3 separate regions of the Homo sapiens genome follow, and regions 1 and 3 are each linked to region 2. A link is a contact called in ENCODE Hi-C or POLR2A ChIA-PET data. All regions are on one chromosome and are shown on one strand. Each heading gives the region's core, a stretch centred on a gene start or an enhancer-like site at or near the end of the contact. The rest is flanking DNA. Distances are from core to core; before and after follow the strand shown. Region 1 overlaps BPHL (biphenyl hydrolase like). Region 2 holds the start of RIPK1 (receptor interacting serine/threonine kinase 1). Region 3 holds the start of LINC02525 (long intergenic non-protein coding RNA 2525).

The links. A loop is a pair of places that touch in the nucleus more often than their neighbours do. ChIA-PET counts read pairs that join two places held with the same protein, here RNA polymerase II (POLR2A). Pooled maps may share reads with other maps.
Region 1: a pooled map shows a loop between it and region 2 (2.4-fold over the local background). The contact joins the enhancer-like site here to the promoter of RIPK1 in region 2. A Hi-C loop is called at or near these places in 1 of 168 maps with a recorded cell type or tissue (naive thymus-derived CD4-positive, alpha-beta T cell), 2 of 37 single-sample maps with no recorded cell type and 2 of 50 pooled maps. POLR2A ChIA-PET finds 5 or more read pairs at or near these places in 11 of 52 experiments (AG04450, B cell, BJ and 8 more).
Region 3: a pooled map shows a loop between it and region 2 (2.1-fold over the local background). The contact joins the promoter of LINC02525 here to the promoter of RIPK1 in region 2. A Hi-C loop is called at or near these places in 2 of 168 maps with a recorded cell type or tissue (K562 and mammary epithelial cell) and 13 of 50 pooled maps. POLR2A ChIA-PET finds 5 or more read pairs at or near these places in 9 of 52 experiments (BJ, Caco-2, GM10248 and 6 more).

What each region holds. Positions count from the first base shown.
Region 1 is chr6:3,138,166-3,141,866 of GRCh38, reverse strand. It overlaps BPHL (biphenyl hydrolase like), which reads right to left. Exons shown (of 7, transcript NM_004332.4): 6 at 1,358-1,481. Among named protein-coding and RNA genes, the nearest start is that of TUBB2A, 18 kb to the left of the region's middle. RefSeq lists an enhancer at 2,444-2,523. Within about 2 kb of position 2,451, at least 16 of the 41 ENCODE cell types and tissues checked have a DNase peak (open chromatin) inside an H3K27ac peak, as active enhancers do; they include OCI-LY7, where a contact is called at or near this core.
Region 2 is chr6:3,065,954-3,069,743 of GRCh38, reverse strand. RIPK1 (receptor interacting serine/threonine kinase 1) reads right to left here and starts at 1,250. Exons shown (of 11, transcript NM_001354930.2): 1 at 1,083-1,250. RefSeq lists a silencer at 592-1,381.
Region 3 is chr6:3,193,338-3,197,033 of GRCh38, reverse strand. LINC02525 (long intergenic non-protein coding RNA 2525) reads left to right here and starts at 1,267. Exons shown (of 3, transcript NR_038296.1): 1 at 1,267-1,368. RefSeq lists enhancers at 426-979, 1,534-2,087, 2,088-2,643 and a silencer at 2,145-2,439.

The DNA of each region.
Region 1 (3,701 bases), core at 1,202-3,701, 71 kb before region 2:
GAGTAGCTGGGGTTACAGGCACCCGCCACCATGCCCGGCTAATTTTTGTATTTTTAGTACAGATGGGGTTTCGCCATGTTGGCTAGGCTGGTCTTGAACTCCTGGCCTCAAGTGAACCGCCTGCCTCAGCCTCCCAAAGTGCTGCAATTACAGGTGTGAGCCACTGTGCCCAGCCCCTACTAAATCAATTTAAAAACTCCAAGCTGGGAGTGGTGGCTCATGCCTGTAATCCCAGCACTTTGGGAGGCCAAGGCAGGCGGATCACGAGGTCAGGAGTTTGAGACTAGCCTGGCTAACATTGTGAAACCCGTCTCTACTGAAAATACAAAAAATTAGCTGGGCGTGGTGGCGCACACCTGTAATCCCACCTATTTGGGAGACTGAGGTGGGAGAATCGCTTGAACCTGGGAGGCGGAGGTTGCAGTTAGCCGAGATCGTGCCACTGCACTCCAGCCCAGGTGACAGTGCGAGACTCCGACTCCAAAAAAAAACCAACTCCCTCATTAAACCTCTTTGTCCACCCGCAGTATAATCCTGCCTAACTCCCACCTTTGCTCTTCACTGACTCTATGCTCTTACCAAATGAATTATTTGTTATACAGGCTCATGTGTATTTTTGATTCATGGTTGAAGTGGTATAGGAGGAATGTGTGGAATAAAGAGATGCCTGTTAACTTAAAAAATGCTAAATGGATATAGCACTATCCATTATGGATATAGTAATTATAAAGGTTTATGGTAATTGTATTTTATTATAGAAAAGAAACTTTTTTTCCTCCTTTAAAAATTCTCTGAGAAATCTGTTGTTAAATACATCATAGAACAGAGCGAGAAGGGAGCAGTGGAGCTGTTTCTGTGCCTGCTTTCCCTGCTGGCCTGGGGGCTTTAGGGACAGGGAACACTACCATTAACTGTGCTGAGTAGGGCTGGCTGTCAGCAGACATCAGAAATTTGGTTTAACAGATTTTTTTAAATTGGGTGGTCAGTGCTTTTATAATGATAAAAAACTAAACTGAAAATTCCCAAATTGTGTGAAACTGTTTCGGTTAATACTGATGGAAATAAATCTAAACTATTACCAAGTGACAGGGCTTAGCACCTATGAGCATGTTTGCCACTCATGAAAGTAAGAGCTGTCTATCTGAACATGCCTTTCCTTCTGGTTATCAGTCACCCACAGTTCAGGGCTTCTCTCTTCCGTGGTACCCTAAATAAAGCGGTGCTACTGACTGGCATTGGCAAAAGGGGGGCTGTGCACTCTAAAACTCCAACTCCTCTTGGTTATTTTCCTTCCAGTAGCTTTGCCCATTGACTCCGAGGCTCTCGGGGGGAGTGTGAAGGCGGTGACAGGACTTACCGTGAGCCTTTCACGTGCTTATGAATGAAGTCGGCATGAAACCGTGGGACCAGAGGATCCTTCTCACCGTGCACAATCAAGGCGGGGCACTGGACCCGGGGCAGCAGGTGCCGGCAGATGTTACCTGACGGATACACAGCACGAGGAATCTGCTTTAGTGCAACCATTCTACGCGGTCAGAGGAGGCGAAACTCGGCGAGCCCTGCCCCTCCTTGGCCCTCAGTTTCCCTATCCGTAAAAACTGTGTTTTGGATTTGACCGTGCCTGGGATTCCTTCCAGCTCTAACATTCTTTGGGTTCCCTTTTCTGTTTCTCTCTGTTTCTTGTTTGTTTGCCTGTTTCTGAGTTCTACTAGTAAATAAGCAGCCTGATTTAAATTCGCATAAAATAGTAGGAAAATCAAATAAACACCCCACCACTATATTCCACAGTGGCGGTTCCCACCGTGAAAACAGTGGTAGGTGCTTGACACCTGTAGAGCTTTTCCCTGGAAATCACGTTTCAGATGAGTGTAGGGGCCCCGGCCAGCCCTCAAAGCATATGAACCTCACAAGGAATTAATTATACAACTTGCGCACGGTAAAGCAGCTTCTCCTTATCGCTGATGCATCTGTGACACTCCTGACTAACATACTTTGGAGAGACTGTAAGGACTTACCCCCATTTATGAGAACTTTCCTGAGGCAATGATGGACAGCCTGGGCCCTAGTCCCTGTACTGCAGTTTCCTGCCTCTGTGAGGCTGTGGTGGCTCCTTAACCACTGGGAGCTTCAGCCACAAACAGGAACAATCACAGTTCCCCGGGGCTGTTGTGGGGCTAAAAAGAGAGTTGCGTCTGCGGTTCCTGGCATCCCTAAGCTAGCTCTTTCCTTCTCCATTCCCTCTCCGTGTGTGTCAAGAGGAAGGCACTGCAGCTCTGAGAAGGCTGGGAGCTGCCCCGACGGGGCAGTGCTCCCCCGCCCTGCACGGGCCCCAGGCCTTTCCCTCCTCTTCAGTGGGAAGTCACTGCCTGCTAAGTGAGAAGCGGACCTGCTGACTAGGGAAATACTTCTCCAGGTCTCTGACACTTCCCTCTCCTGTCCCGAGATGACACACACCGGCCAGCTGCATCATCACGTGATGATCAAAGTCAACATGCCTGAGTGCTCACTTGGTGCCAGCAACTGTTTAAACAATTTCACATCTGTTAAACACAGTAGTTACATGTTTTAACTCATTCAGCATATAAAAATGTTTGTTCATTAAGGACTTCTGTAATAACAGTAATACCAACCTTTCACTAGACACTTACTCTGTCTTTGATCCTGCACCAAAGCTGAATAGATAATACCTCATTTAATCCCCACAACAACAGCTTTTCGAGGTCACAGATAGGAAACCGAAGCTTCAAGAAGCTAAGTTACCTGCCCAGATCCATTCTAACAGCAAGCCGGGGACACAGGCAGAACTCACACTCAGGGCCATCGCACTCCAGAGCCGTGCAATGCAATGAATCCCTACACTATACCAAGCATCCATAAACCTGAGAGGACAGTCGGAAAAGAGGGCTCCTACCAAATGAGTCAGCACAGAAGGGGGACGCATCACGAAGGCCCTCGCTGTGAGACAGTTTATACACTGCTACAGCCTCTGTATCATGAACGTATTTTTGAATTGCTGATTTAACCCTATTTCCACCTTTAAATCTTCCTGTCTTTTCACTACTCTCTTCAACAAAACATCCAAGTTTACATTTTACAAATGTGCCCTCTTTAATGGAGAACTGTCTCAAACATCGTTTCATGGCATTTTTTTGTTTTAAGAGCAGAGATTTCCAGGGCCTGTCTCCATGGGTGGATGCTGCATCTGAACAGAAACATTATAAGGCATACATTTGATATATTTGCTGTTTTCAACTCAAACCAGAAGAGTAACATTTCCAAATGTCCTTTTCATTGTGAAAGTTTTGGCAGATGATTCATGCAGGAAATGATTACCTAATGGATCAAATTGGTCCTTCAATCACAACCATTTTGTAACAATGCACTCCAAGATTAGATCTTAGCTACTCTATTTTCTCAGTAATTAAAAAAAAATGAGATTATAAACATAAACAGCTGTATGAAAATAAACTATAATTCAGAATTTCTCTTAAAGATGTCAATTCTTACTTTAACTGGAAATCTTGTTAATTTTTCAGATAAAGAATAGGAGGCTGGGCATGGTGTCTCAGGCCTGTAATCCCAGCAATTGGGAGGGCCAAGGTGGGCGGATCACGAGGTCAGGAGATCAAGGCCATCCTGGCCAACATGGTGAAACCCTGTCTCTACTAAAATACAAAAAAAATGTGCCTGTGTGGTGGTGC
Region 2 (3,790 bases), core at 1-2,500:
CACCGTGCCCGACGCAGTATTCCACATTTCTAACAAGACAATTTCCTCTTGACTCAGTCCATCTTCCTAGCAGTCACAGAATGCAGATGAGTACTAAGACATTGCACATTTCAAAGTTCACTTCCTGCCTTGGCTTCTTCAAGTGTAAGTCAGGGAAGAATTAATCATTGGAACAGCCTCCTGCTTTGCCCAAAATAAAAAAGAGCTCTGATTAAGGGAGAGCCAAATGGTCAGCAAGAGAGAAAGAACTAACAACCCCAGACCTCCCCCTGCCCCCGCAACCCCCGCATCCCTGTGAGGCTTTGTCAAATGCTTAGGGAAGGAGGATGCAGCCTATCCTCTTCCCAACCCTCAAGAGGGTCCGCAGCACTTCACAAAAGCACCTGCCAGTGACAGAAGCCTGCTAGGGTTACCACATTCGTCCCCTCAGTCGTCTAAGATCACGCAGAAATGCTTTTGTTTTTGGAACCTGCTGCGGCCTCAAGCGCAACAGTAAAAGGCCCTTTCAAAGGGCTGGTAAGGGAAGAGCCCAAACTGTTTTTTCTTAATGATAGGGCACTAGGAGCCCACCTTCTCCACCAAAACAACATTAATGGCGTGTGGGACTGCCTATTCCACCCTCACGCGGTAACCGCGGCCCAAAGGCAGGTCTCCGCCCGCTACCAGTCCAGCGCCCCGACCTCTGGCACAGAGGCGGCCAGCGGACTCCGGATAAGCAGAGACACCTAGCGGAGCACCCCTGACTTCCGGGAGCGCCCGCGGCCCCGCCCACCGCCCGACTTCCGGTACCGGCGGGGCCCGCCCGCCGCGCGCACCCCGGGCAGAGTCCCTCTCCTTCCGGGAAGCCCGCGGCCGCCCCGGCCTCCACGCAAGCACCCGAGCGTTACTTTCGTTTCCGCGGCAAACGTCTGGAGGCCCGGGTGAGGGAAGAAGCGGCGGCGGAGGGTTGGGGATTACTCCGACGCCGCGGCAGCCTTGCCCGGGCGTGCTGGGGGAGGGCGCGCGAACCCCGACCAGGGGGGTCACCGGGACTGAGCCCGGCGGCCTCCGGAATGTTCCCCGCGCGGTGCCAGTCCGCTCACCGCGCCCTTCTCCGTGGCCGCGCCGTCCAGCCAAGTCCTGCCGCGCTCCGTCGGCCCCGCCCGGATGGCCGCGCTCTGGCGCCCCAGCTGTGGGTCCCCTGGAGTCGCCGCGCTCCGGCAGCTGGCCCGCCGTCCGCGTCGAGCGCGCCCGGCTGGAGGGCGTGGACTGTTCGCGCTGCCTCCTCCCCCTGCCCCGGCCCTTGCCGGGGAGGAGGACCGCGAGAGCGCCGCCCCGCCGCTCGTGGGACCTCGCGCCCGGGGTCTGAGTCCCGGAGCTCTCTTGCGGGCTAGAGGATCGCGGACTTTGTTTTCAAGCGAGTGGGGCGGCCTACGTAAAAGAGGAAACCGAAACCTCCGCGCGCACGAGAGGGAGAAGGGTCTGGAGGGAAGCACTGGGTGGATTACAGCGGGGGCGCTATCCGGAGGATTCAGAGCTCTGCGGGTTAGCATAGGCAAGTTAGCATTCCTCTACCTTCATCTGTAAAGTGGGGCTGTTGAGGAGGAAATGTGATTATTTTGCAGCCCTTTAAAATGGTAATTGTGAAGTCTCGAGCAAAGTTGGAACTGCATGCTATTCATGTATATTAAAAATCAAATAATAAAATTATATGCACATCAGGCCGGGCGCGGTTGTTCACGCCTGTAATCCCAGCACTTTGGGAAGCCAAGGCGGGCGGATCACTTGAGGTCAGCAGTTCGAGACCAGCCTGGCCAACATGGTGAAACCCCATCTCTACTAAAAAATACAAAAATCAACTGGGCGTGGTGGCGGGCACCAGCAATCCCAGCTACTCGGGAGGCTGAGGCAGGAGAATCCCTTGAACCTGGGAGGTGGAGATTGTAGTGAGCCGAGATCGCGCCACTGCACTCCAGCCTGGGTGACAAGAGCAAGATTCCGTCTCAAAAGGAAAAAAAAAAAAAGCACAACAGGATTACATACTGTGAAAAGATATGTATGTCAAGAGAACTAGCCACGTTCACAACACGAGCCACAGACTGGGAGAAAATATTTGCAAAAGACATATCTGATAAAGCACTGTGACCCAAAATATACCAAAAAAAACCCTCTTAAAATGCAACAATATGAAAATGTACAACTTGATTAAAGGCGGGCAAAAGCTCTGAACATACACCTCACCATATGTATATGCATATGAAAAGATGCTCAACATCATGTCATTAAAGAATTGCAATTTAAAAAAACAAATACTATTACACATTTATTAGAATGGCTAAAATTCAGAACACTGACAACAACAAATGTTGATGAGGATCTGGAGCACAAGGAACTCCCATACATTCCTAGTGGGAATGCCTAATGTTAGAGTCTGGAAGACATTTTGGCAATTTCTTAACCAAGCTCTTCTTACCATAAGATGAAGCAACTCCACACCTTGGTATTTACCCAAACGAGTTGAAAGCTTATGCCCATACAAACACCTGTACAAGAATGTCTATAGCAGCTTTATTCATAATTGCCAAAACTTGAGGGCATCCAAGATATCACTTAATGGGTGGACAGATAAGCTGTGGTACATCTATACAATGGAATATTAAGTGCTAAAAAGAAATGAGCTCTGAAGCCACAAAAAAAAAAAAAAAAAAAAAAATCCTGGAGCAATCCTAAATGTATAAATCTAAGTGAAAGAAGCCAATCTGAGAAGACTACATAATGCATGATTCCAACTATGTGACATTCTGGAAAAGGAAAAACTACGGAGATAGTAAAAAAGATCAGCGGCTGCCAGGGATTTGCAGGGAAGGAGGGATGGATAGGTGAGGCACAAGGGATTTTTAGGGCAGTGGAGTCTGACGTTACAGGGTTGGGTACATCTCTATACATTTGTCAAATGTATCTTGAATATACACAAAGAGCAAAACCTAACAAACTCCGGACTTTGGCTGATAATGTATATGTTTTATCCATATTGGTTCATTTTTGTAACCATGAATCTATGTTGGTTTATCAGGTGTGACAAATATTCCACAGTAATGCAGGATGTTGATGGTAGGGGAGGCTGTACAGTCCAGGATGTTTGTGGAAGGGGATATTTTCTTTCTGCTTAGTTTTGCTGTAAACCAAAACAGCTCTAAAACAAAGTCTATTCATTATTTTTTAAAAGATGTACACATATCAAAAAAGACGAAAGGCAGAGCTATTCACTCAGCAAAGCTTTCTATCTACTGTATGCCAAGCAGGTACTAGATACAAGAGCATCTGGTGATAGATACAAGAAATACAAAAAGGAATTCATTCCTTCAGTAAATATTTACTGAGCACCTGTTCTAGGCACTGAAGACTCGGTTGTGAATTAAACACAAAAAATCTCTATGTTCTGGCCGTGTGTAGTGGCTCACACCTGTAATCCTAGCACTTTGGGAGGCCAAGTCGGGCGGATTGCCTGAGCTCAGGGGTTCCGGACCAGCCTGGCAAACATGATGAAACCTCGTCTCTACTAAAAATACAAAAATTAGCTGGGCGTGGTGGTGCATGCCTGTAGACCCAGCTACTCAGGAGGCTGAGGCGGGAGAATTGCTTGAACCCAGAAGGCGGAGGTTGCAGTGAGCCAAGATTGCTCCAGCCTGGGTGACAGAGCCAGACTCCGTCTCAAAAAACAATAAAAAATAAAAAACTCCACGTTCCATTCGTGGAGCTTGCATTCTAATGGGGAAGACAAAAAGTTATTGCCCATCACTGTCCTCTAGAC
Region 3 (3,696 bases), core at 18-2,517, 130 kb before region 2:
CAGGACCATGCAGGATCTAGAAGACTTGCTGTCCATTTTTGCGGTATAATCTCTAGATGGCACATGCTCCCACTTCTGGCCACAGGATGGGTTGTCAGATAAAACATTCTTTCGAATGAGAAAAACAATTAAGCATTGAAAATGTGAGAACAAGAAAACATAAGATAAAAATAGAATTCGCCAGCCTGTTTTATGAAATATCTGTTTAACTCGTTGAATTTAAAGGTAGCAGTTTACCATATTCCATCCTGTCTGGACTGTACTACATTTAGGATGAGAAGTCAGCAAAGTAGTAGTAACTAGCTGTATCACTTATTCTAGTTTTGAACTCTAGGCCATTTGTGAAGAAAACCGGAAAACTGCTTCATGTTTCAAGCCTAGAATCAATCATTAACCCGTTTGGAAAAACTTCAAAAATTTATTTTTAAAAAGCCTTATAACCTACAAGTTGAAAGAATAGCACAGCCAGTCTCTGCATACCCTTCCTCTGCCTTCAGTAGTTTTTAACATTTTGCCCATTTTGCCACGTTTGTGTGTAAGCTTTTTTTTTTTTTTTGCTGAATTATTTGAAAGTAGATTGCAGACATCACGACGCTTCACCCTAAATGTTTCAGCACGCACCTCCTGGGGACAAAGGCATTCTCTGATGTAACCACAGTGGCAGCACCACACCCGAAAAATGTATCACTGGTATTCAATAGGGCCACCTCATATCCAGCCACTAGCTGTGGCACCCTGGGATTATGTCAGCCCTGCCCTGCTGCTTGGGCACTGAGCCCTGTCCCTGCCCTGTCCCTGCCCCATCCAGAACTAATAGTGTGACTTGGTGCACCATCATGTCCAGAGACGGAGCCTGCTGCCTTCACCCACCAGCTCAAACCGCTAGATCCAGTGTCTTCCCGATGAATATCTGTGTCTGCCCTTCCCCATCCCTGGGGGCCAGCACCACAGCTAGTGTAGTCGGCTGCCTCTTGATGGCGACCTACGCCACGCTGCAGCTGACCATGGATATTTGAAAGGGGCAAGTGAAGATGTTAATCATTGAGATGGCTTGGATTTGTGTCCCTGCCCGAATCTCCTGTTGAATTGTAATCCTCAGTGTTGGACGAGGGGCCCTGTGGGAGGTGACTGGATCATGGGGGCAGATGGTGACTGGATCATGGGGGCAGATGTCCCCCTTGCTGTTCTTGTGTTGGCGAGTGAGTTCTCGCGAGATCTGGTTGTTTGAAAGTGTGTAGCACCTCCCCCTTGGCTCTCTTCCTCTTTTTCCTGTCATGTGAAACATGCCTGTTTCCCCTTTGCTTTCTGCCATGATTATAAGTTTCCTGAGGCCTTCCCAGCCATGCTTCCCGTACAGCCTTCGGAACTGTGAGTCAATTAAACCTCCTTTCTTCATAAATTACCCAGTCTCAGGTAGTTATTTACAGCAATCCCAGAACAGACTAATACAACCATACATAATATGACTGGCCACTGACATTTCCAACCTGTTCTTTGCACAGAATATTGCCGAGAAAAATGGCTTTCAGCAACACCCACGAGCTTGAATGTCATTAATATTTATTTCGGAAGAGAGCAGCTCATAAAAGCAAAGTGCCTTTGAGCTTCTCAGTAAAGTATAGAGGCAATGCTTCGGTTGGATGGAGATCAAATTGTTAAAGGCGGTAAGGGAGTGGGCTGCCGTGACCCTCATTTCCCTCGCTCACTTAGTCCTTCAACCTAGACCTGTCTCTTGCAACAGGGAAAGGAGAGCAAGTTCTTTACGTCTCTGTGGCCCCCTGCAGAGACCATCACAGGACGGAGCACAATAAGCAAAGAAGCCACACCAAGATGAATAGACCTTGTGACCCAGAGTCATGCCGGCCCTGGGCCTTGTCCTGGCCAGTCCCAGGGCCGGGGACCGGCAAGGACTCTGCAGAGCCCTTTGCCTATCAGGGGAGTGGGTGGGTTGCTCAGATCCTGGCGTTTCTCGAGGGGCACAGGCTCATGTGAACAAGGAGGAGTACTCACTCCTTGCTGCGAGAACAAAAAGCCTGGGAGAAAAGGAAAAGGCAGGGGAGTGAATAAAAATAGAAACAGGCTCAGTGCTCTGACAGGCAAGATCCTCAATGAATCGGGCCCTTCAGTGAGTGGAAATATCTCATTTGAACTAGAATCCCACGGATAAGCTTTGGGGCTGTTTTCGCCACATTAACGCCCTGACAAAGGCCTGCACTATTGTTGATGCAGGAAATGAGAGGCGCTGGCTGGATTCCCCCTTCCTCCCTATTTATGCAGACGGTCCTGGAGGCTGTGTGGTGGTTACCTAGGAAACAGCTTGGATGTGAAACTTCAGAAACTGTGCTGTCAGGCAGCAGGGGATGCGATTGCTGATTTTTTGCTGGCATTGTGTGATGCCAGGCCATTTTATTAACCCCTCTGAACCAGCTTCCTCACATGTAAGCAGGAGATAATATCTACCTCTTTGTGTGTGTGTGTGTGTGTGTGTGTGTGTGTGTGTAGCACCATAGCTGGTTGTAGAACCCAGAAGACGTTCAATGTAGATGTTTTCCCCTTCTCTTCTACCCATCTCACAAGCTTGCTGCACTTAACAGGCACCACTGAATAAATAGGATATAGATATGATATAGAAACAGCTTTGGCAATGAACGAGAAGTTTATTGAATTACATTTAAAGCGTAATAAGGAAGTTCCTTATATGGTGCTAGATGATCCATCTTTTGTAAATTGAAAAGTCATTTAAGATACAAATACTTCTAATTCGTCACTTTGGTAAGCTTAAAAATTTTTAAATGTAGGCCGGGCGCCGTGGCTCACGCCCGTAATCCCAGCACTTTGGGAGGCCGAGGTGGGTGGATCACGAGGTCAGGAGATCGAGACCATCCTAGCTAACACAGTGAAACACCGTCTCTAAAAATACAAAAAAAAAAAATAAAAAATTAGCCAGGCTGGTGGCGGGTGCCTGTAGTCCCAGCTACTCATGAGGCTGAGGCAGGAGAATGGCGTGAACCCGGAAGGCGGAACTTGCAGTGAGCTGAGATTGCGCCACTGCACTCCAGCCTGGGCCACAGAATGAGACTCCATCTCAAAAAAAAAAAAAAAAGTTAAATGTAATAGTCTGGATGTTCTTTGAATAAGCACAGCCACACAGTAAGTGTTGAGGGGCCTCATAACAAGCACCCCTTTTGGAGATGAGACCCAAAAGAGAGAGGGTGTGGGAGTCACATCTAGCAATAGCGAAATGCCTGCATAATCGCCGATGAAATCCATGTTACCGAGTTGGGCAGCAACAATAGGCCTTTCAGTGTCGCCCTCCTACCCCCGAACTGGAGAGACTTCACACGCCCCCCGCAGACAGTGCTGGGTGACTGTGGCCACTGCCGGCCTCAGCACTGAGCTCCCGGATCCGGCTTTTGCTGCACGGCACGGGAGCCCCAAGCACACGCTGTCTGCAGGCCGACCGCGGTGAGGTTCAGCAGTATAACTAGAGGTTGTTGACCAAGTGAGCATTAAAGATTTCAAAGAAGTCAAAACTAGAAGCTTCCAGTTTAACAAAGCAGATGTTACATGGACCACAGACTCCCCCTTCATATTCTCCCAGCTGCTGGGAGTTGGGGCCGCTGCTGGCCCTCAGAGAGCCCCTCTCTTAGAGTCGTCTTCAGCTAAAGTGAGCAGCCCACCCACAGTCACAGCCCC